Regions from separate parts of the Mus musculus genome. Here region 1 is linked to region 2. A link is a contact called in ENCODE Hi-C or POLR2A ChIA-PET data. All regions are on one chromosome and are shown on one strand. The core of a region is the stretch at or near the end of the contact, and the rest is flanking DNA. Distances in the headings are between cores, read along the strand shown.

Evidence for each region. Hi-C counts contacts between places; a loop is a spot of excess contacts on that map. ChIA-PET counts read pairs that join two places held with the same protein, here RNA polymerase II (POLR2A).
Region 1: a loop to region 2 is called in a map of T-helper 17 cell, with 2.2 times the contacts of the local background. The contact joins the enhancer-like site here to the promoter of Cux1 in region 2. A Hi-C loop is called at or near these places in 6 of 37 maps with a recorded cell type or tissue (T-helper 17 cell, left cerebral cortex and regulatory T cell). POLR2A ChIA-PET finds 5 or more read pairs at or near these places in 2 of 5 experiments (Patski and embryonic stem cell).

The regions. Positions count from the first base shown.
Region 1 is chr5:136,499,158-136,502,419 of GRCm38, reverse strand. All of the region lies in intron 1 of Cux1 (cut-like homeobox 1), which reads left to right. Among named protein-coding and RNA genes, the nearest start is that of Cux1, 67 kb to the left of the region's middle. Within about 2 kb of position 1,684, at least 1 of the 3 ENCODE cell types and tissues checked has a DNase peak (open chromatin) inside an H3K27ac peak, as active enhancers do.
Region 2 is chr5:136,565,702-136,569,111 of GRCm38, reverse strand. It overlaps Cux1 (cut-like homeobox 1), which reads left to right and starts at 1,622. Exons shown (of 23, transcript NM_001291234.1): 1 at 1,622-1,934. The coding sequence starts at 1,872.

The sequences.
Region 1 (3,262 bases), core at 435-2,934, 67 kb after region 2:
GCAGCCACAGGGATGGGAAGTTCCCACCACTGTTCACTGCCAGGCTCATAATTCCATTTCACTGTATCCTATTTGTTCGTCTGGGGGTCACTTCCTGTATTAACTGCATTCCCTGAAGCTGGTTCAAGATTCTGATTTAGAGACTGTGCTTGGGTCTTCGCCTGATGCCACTGTGAGTTGTACTTCGGCTGCTGCCTGCTCATCAAGATGGAGGGCTGGGGAGGCGGCTCAGGTAGTAAAGTCCTTAAAACGGAAGCACGGAGAGCTGAGTGTTTGGATCCCCAGCACCCATGGCAAATGCTGGGCGTGGAAGCTTGTGCCTGCAGGATTATAGCACCTGGGAGCTGAAACTAGGGAGCCACTTACCCATTCAGAGAGAGAGAGAGAGAGAGAGAGAGAGAGAGAGAGAGAGAGAGAGAGAGGGAGAGAGAGAGAGGGAGAGAGAGAGAGAGCGCCTTTCAAAAAGCCACATGGAAGGCTTGCAAGATATTTCAGCAGTAAAGGTACTTAATGCCAAGCTGGATGATCTGAGTTCCGTCTCTGGGGCTCAAGTGATGGAAAGGCAGAACCCAAGCCTTCCAGGTCTTCTGACTTTCTTATGCGTGTCCTGTGTGTGCTCACACACATGCACACATGTGTCCTGTGTATGCTCACACACATGCACACATGTGTCCTGTGTATGCGTGTCCTGTGTATGCTCACACACATGCACACACACAAAGTAATAACTTAAAAATAAGTCAATAAATGACAGGGTGGTAAGTAATAGAATAATAAACCCTCAGTGCCTTGCACATGTGCACATCCATGCACACACACACACACAGTTAAAAGTATACATCCCATTCCCTTCTAGCCTCCCCCCCCCCCCAGCCTCCCCCACCCTGTGGGCTCATTGTTGAGCTGCAGCTTTCTTCCCTCTATTCTTGTGGGTTTTCTTGTTTGTTTGTTTGTTTGTTTTATTTTATCTCTTAAACCATTCTTGTTTGTTTTTGAAACATGGTCTTATGTAGCCTAGGTAGGCTTTGAACTCAGTGTACCTGAAGCTGACTTAAACTCTTGGCCCATTTGCCGCCACCTCCAAAGAGCTGGGATCACAGGTGTGCTCCATCATAGCTAGCTCTTTATTGGTTGTTTCTTCAGACAAGGTCTCTCAATGTAACCCCAGTTGATCATGGATTCACAATCCTCCTGCCTCTGCTTTCCAAGCTTTGTGGTCACAGGTGTGTTTCCCCCTCCCTTTCTCAGCAACTGTGACCTAGGAGCTCACTAGTGAAGATGGTGCTTTACCCTGTTTAAAGCAGACCAGGGAAGATGGGTATGGATGAGTGAATCGTGATAAATAATTCTAATGTTTTCGTGAATAAATTGGAGTATTTTCTACATTTGAAACAAACAAACAAACAAACAAACAAACAAAAAGCAGACCTGGCTCTGGCAGTCCCCCTGGTGGGAGGGACTAGTAGGGAAACCCAGAGAGAAAGCTGGGGACACAAAGACAGACCTCATCACAGGACAGATACAGCCCCCGGACTTTAAAATAGGAGGGCCCTGCAATTTGGGGCCAAGCTCTGTGGAAGTGGTGGCCTCTCTGCTGGTGAGGTCCTGCTGGGCTGCGTCTGGCCAGCTGGCTGTACCTGTGAATGTCAGGGTGCCTGACAGTACAGCAGGCAGAGAGCACTGTGTTAGGTTGTCACGGGGATTAAAAACCACAAGGGACATAAAAGATGACTCAGTAAACTGACAGCAGCTATTTTTATTCCCCCTGCCTTCTGGAATCTTCCCTCTTTCCTGTTCTTGGGGCTGCATGTAGCCTCCCTGCTTCCTTTGCTACCTTTGTATCTTCCTGATCCTTGGCAGGAAGCACTTTCTCCGACTCTGCTTGCAGGGGAAGCCCTCTGTCCATACTCACAGCTGGTCCTGATACCTGCTCTTCCTGGAAGAGGTCCAAGCCGTGTAGGCCTTGTGAGTGCCCTGAGGGCCAGGGCAGTTTTGAGGACCTCTATTTCCTTTCTTTACATTCCCTGCTAGGAGCCCAGTCTATAAATAAATCTGCTCCTGAGCCAGGAGGGAGGAAAGTAGGCTCCCCGCGTCATGGACCCAAGGCTGTTCCTCCAGAGTGATGCTCTGAATTCATGCAGTCCCCTTTCATGTCCATACATCTCTGTAACCTTGATGCAGCTGCCTCTGAGACAGCAACGGCCTCTTCCTGTTTGTAGGGTTAAGACAGACTTATCCCAATCCCATTAGACACCCCAGTTCAGACCTTCCCACCACACAGACCATGATATTGCTGTTGGCAAGTGCATGCTGTAAGTGCTATGCAGCCGCACAGGGAGCTCTGGAGAAACCTGCTAGCAGACAGAGCGCTTAGGAATGGGGTCTGCTGGGAACAAGTCTGCAGTCACCTTCTCCTGAAAGTCTTTTTGTGGTTTGTTCCTTTATTTCTTCTGAGGCAGGGTCTCATGTAGCCCAAGATGGCTTCCAACTCACCATGCTCAGGATGTCTTAACTCCTGATCCTTCTGTCTCCACTTCCCCAGTGTGGTGATTTTGGGAATGCATGACCACACCTGGTTTATGAAGTCCTGGGAATGCACTCAGGGTTTCATGGGAACACTCTACCAACCAAGCCATAGCCATAACCCAAGGAACAAATTGCAGTGAGTGTAATTTCCTGCCCCAAGGAGTTTTGATTGGTGATGGGGGTACAGAAGAGACACCTAGGATGTGGGGTCACTTCTGATGGGAACAGGACTGGCTATGACTGAATTAGTATCAGAATAGCCCCCCTCCTCCTCACACACACTATGTGGCAGCAAGAGTTTGTGGTAATTGTGCTTGTTAATTGTCTGTCTCCATCCTTTAGGCAACTCCAGACAGTAGCAGTGACTCATTAGCTAGCTTTGTGTGACTGTAGCTAGGGGACCCGCCAACTTTTGGACAAGCTGGGGTACAGCGGATAAATAGAGTTCCTGTCCTAGGGACTAGTGTGAGTAGATAGGTAGCAGCACTTCCAGGTTTGAAGAGGGCTGGAGGCCATTCTCACTGTGAATTAAAATGGCCCTTAAAACTACTCTGCTTTAGGCACCAGGCCCTGAAAATCTCAAAAATTAACCACAAAAGTAAAGTCAAGGATGGCTCAGCTGGTTCAGAGGTGGCAGTCCTGAACTAAATCCAAGTTCCCCATGAACTCAGGCAAGCAGTTGATAGATGTCTGCTCTGAGTTTGGCTTTTCCGGGGAACAGCTTAGTGTCTTTTTC
Region 2 (3,410 bases), core at 373-2,872:
GGTGTGTGTGTGTGTGTGTGTGTGTGTGGGGGGGGGGGGTACCCTGAGGACCCGAGTGTCGGGGAGCCGCTGCCCTCTACTGGGCGGTGCGAATGGAGCTGCAGCACGGGCGCCCGCGCGTTCCGGCTCCGGCGCCTGACTCCCTTGCAGCTCGCGGTCACCCGAGGTCCGCAGTGTCCCGCCTGGCGCCGCGTCACGGCATCCAGACTTGAGGTTGGCTCTGCGCCTCCTGACGCCCGCGCGCTCCCACGCACCTGCTTCGGGTGGCTTCTGCCCCTCAAAGGCTGCGACTTGGGAGTGCAGCCCGGTCCCGACCGCTGCATGGACACAGAGGCTTTTGGGTGCAGTTGCAAGACCCGGGAACACTTGTATTCTTTAAATCTCGGGGGGACTTTCATTTCCAACCTCGTTCTCCAAAAATATCGATCTCACCGCAACCGAATAACGCTAAGCCCTCAAACTTGGCTCAGAGAGCAATTATTTTCTACTGTCATGTTTGGTGTTCCATACAGACGTTATTTACATATAATTTTCAAGATTAAGGAATTTAGGGATTTGTCTTAACTAATTACACGTTCACCGAAGTGCAGCAAAGTGAAAACACTGTGTTCCTACTGTAAACGCAAACTCTCTGGTGTGAATAAATCCATTAAAGATGACGATCCTGAAACGCGTGCTTTGGGTCTAGAAGGAAATGTAAAGAGAACTTCCTTCCCCCCACTCCCGGTTTAAATGTGAGCGTTTTTGTTTTTTTTTTTTTTTCTTCTTCAAAACTTAGGAACGAGCGCTCAGTTTCAAGTGCACTGCACGCTCTCAAACTTTCTGCCTGCAAAGACGGAGGCGCGGAGTTGTGTGAACCCCAGAGGAAGTTTCTGGGGTTGTGTCGCAGAAGCATGGTTGGGACAGAGTTGTGCTCCAAGACTTGCCCCAGTCCTGGCGGACGCTGGAGCGGCTCTGAAGGGTGGGGAGGCCGTCGCCACTCGCTGATGTGTCCCGGTGCAAGTTGGGGATTGCAACGGAATGTGTAGGACGTGAATGGGAGTCGCGGCGGCAGCAGCCGCAGGCTCCAAGGCTTGGTGGTCAACCCCCTCCGCCCCCTTTACCACGACACAATTGCACTTCCTTGAATATGAAACACTGTTCACGACCGCTGTGGTCTGGAGGTCCCCCAGCTGGAGCGCATAGGGGAGCGGAGTGAGGTCACCCGCAGCCCCGGCGCGCGGGCTGGCCGGTGGGGTCCCGACCGCCGGCTGTGCAGGTGGGCTCCGCTCGCTCCACCGCGCGCACCGTGCGAAAGAGCGCAGCGCCCGCGCCCCGCTGCCGCAGCGCAGCCCACTGTCCTCAGGCGCGCAGAGCGAGGGGCACCTTATCCTAAAGCGCTGGCCACCGGCGACCGCGACCTTCCCGGGGGCGGGGGTGTTGGGGAGGGAGGGCGCCCTTTAGGTGAGCTGCGGGGTCCGGAGGAGACCCCGCAGCGCCCCCTCGAGGCCGGGCCGCCGTAGGGTCGCAGCGCGGCCTGGGAGGGGGGCTTGTGGCGGGGCGCGCGGGAAAAAGGGTGAGGGGTCGCGAGGGCCCCGGATGCCCGCGCTCGGGCTGTGGAGAGAGAGCGCGGCGCGCGCGCGTCAAGGCTGCCGCCGCCGCCGCCGCCGCGTTTCCCTCAGGCTTCGGACTCCATGGCTGAGGCGGTGGCGGCGGCGGCGGCGGCAGCGGCGGCGGCGCCGTGAGGAGGAAGGAGTCCGCGTCCGCGGTGGCTGAGGCGGCGGCCGGCTCCAGGCCGGGTTTTGGCGCCCGCCCGCCTGCTGCCTCCTGGCGGCTCCTGAACTCCAGCCCCCTCTCTATCAGCCTCTCACTCCGTCTCAATATGTCTCAAGATGGCGGCCAATGTGGGATCGATGTTTCAATATTGGAAGCGCTTTGATTTACAGCAGCTGCAGGTCAGGCTTCTCGGCGCTCGGCCTCGCGCCCGGGGGGTGAGGGCTGCGGGCGGTCGCGGCCTCCCTCAGGAAGGAGGGTGACACTCCGGGCTGCCAGGGCCCTGGCGGGGGTGCTGAGGCGACGGGGGAAAGCAGGAGGGGGGTGCCGGGAGAAGAGCGGGGCCGAGTCGGCGGCGAGTCCCTCGGGCTCCCCGGCTCTCATTGATCACTCGGCTTGATCAGAAATTGATCCTCTTTGTTCAATTCATCGATCAGCCCAAGATGGCGCCGGAGCCGCCAGCCGCCACCAACATCTTTGCCCCCCGGTGTCTGCCCCCTTCAACCCCGGAGGGTGTCTTCCTCCCCACCATCATCGCCATCATCATCCTCATCGTCCTCTCCGCCGCCGCCGCCTACCCCGCGCGCTGTCGTTGTCGCGGGACCCTGGTGGAGAGGAGGGGGGAGCGGCGGTCCCCCCCCCCCACGGGGGCTCAGTGGGAACTCGCGCGCGCTAAAGAGGGGGACGCGCCACGGGGTGGCTCTGGAGGGGTGGCAGGGCTGCAAAGAAGGGGAGCTGCGGGACGCTAGTCCCCCTCGCGCCAGTCACGTCCTTCCTTCCCCCCGGCTCAGCCCCGTCGTATTCCCGGGGAAAGTTTGTGGGGAGTTGCTGGTGGGGGGTGAAGCGCCTGTCTCTCTCTCTCTCTCTCTTTCCTCTGTCTCCTGGAGGAGAGAGTCGCGGACCGCCGCCGCCGCCGCCGCCACTGCCCCGCCGGCGCGGCGGAGCTGGAGCTGGTGGCGCTGTGGTGCCGCCGGCTCCGGGGGAGGGTCAGATCGGCCACCGGCGGCTGGCGGCGGTGGCGGCGACGGCCAGGCTGGCGGGTGGCCCCTTGTCGTGAAGACGGCGGGTGGCTTGGAGCTCCTGGCTGCTCCTTGATCGTTCCCCTTGGGCCCAGCTGCCACCATTCCTCTTTCCACTACTCCCGTAAGGGATTGTCAACCGGTGTCGCCCCGGCCAGGGCACCGGCTACCCGGTGTGGCGGGTCCCTCCCCCACCCCGTTTGTTTACGTCCCGGGGCCAACCCGCAAGCCCCGCGCTCTTTTGTGTGTCTTCTGCGTGAAAGTGACTGCGGAGCTGGATCTGTCCCCCTTTTTTGCGCCCGGGGACTTCCCCGGGAAGGGGTTGTGGGGGAAGCTTTGGAAGGGAAAAACTTGGCTTGCGGGGGGACACCGGTGGGTCGCGCAGAGTGCGGGATCGGCCCGGGAGAAGGGAAAAGGTGCGGGAGAAAGGCTGCAACTTTCCACCGAGCGCAGGCCGCTGCGTGACCCGGTCTCGGAGCGCTTTTCCTCCGGGGTCACCGATCGGTGCAGCCAGACTTAGCTGCGTGTCTCAGGGACTTCCAGGGCTCCCCCCTCGGTGACCGATAGCTTGCATCACTCCAGCCCCTCACTCTTTTTCGCGAGGGGTGTGTTCTGTCCTCTCTGCAAAGGGGCCCCAGG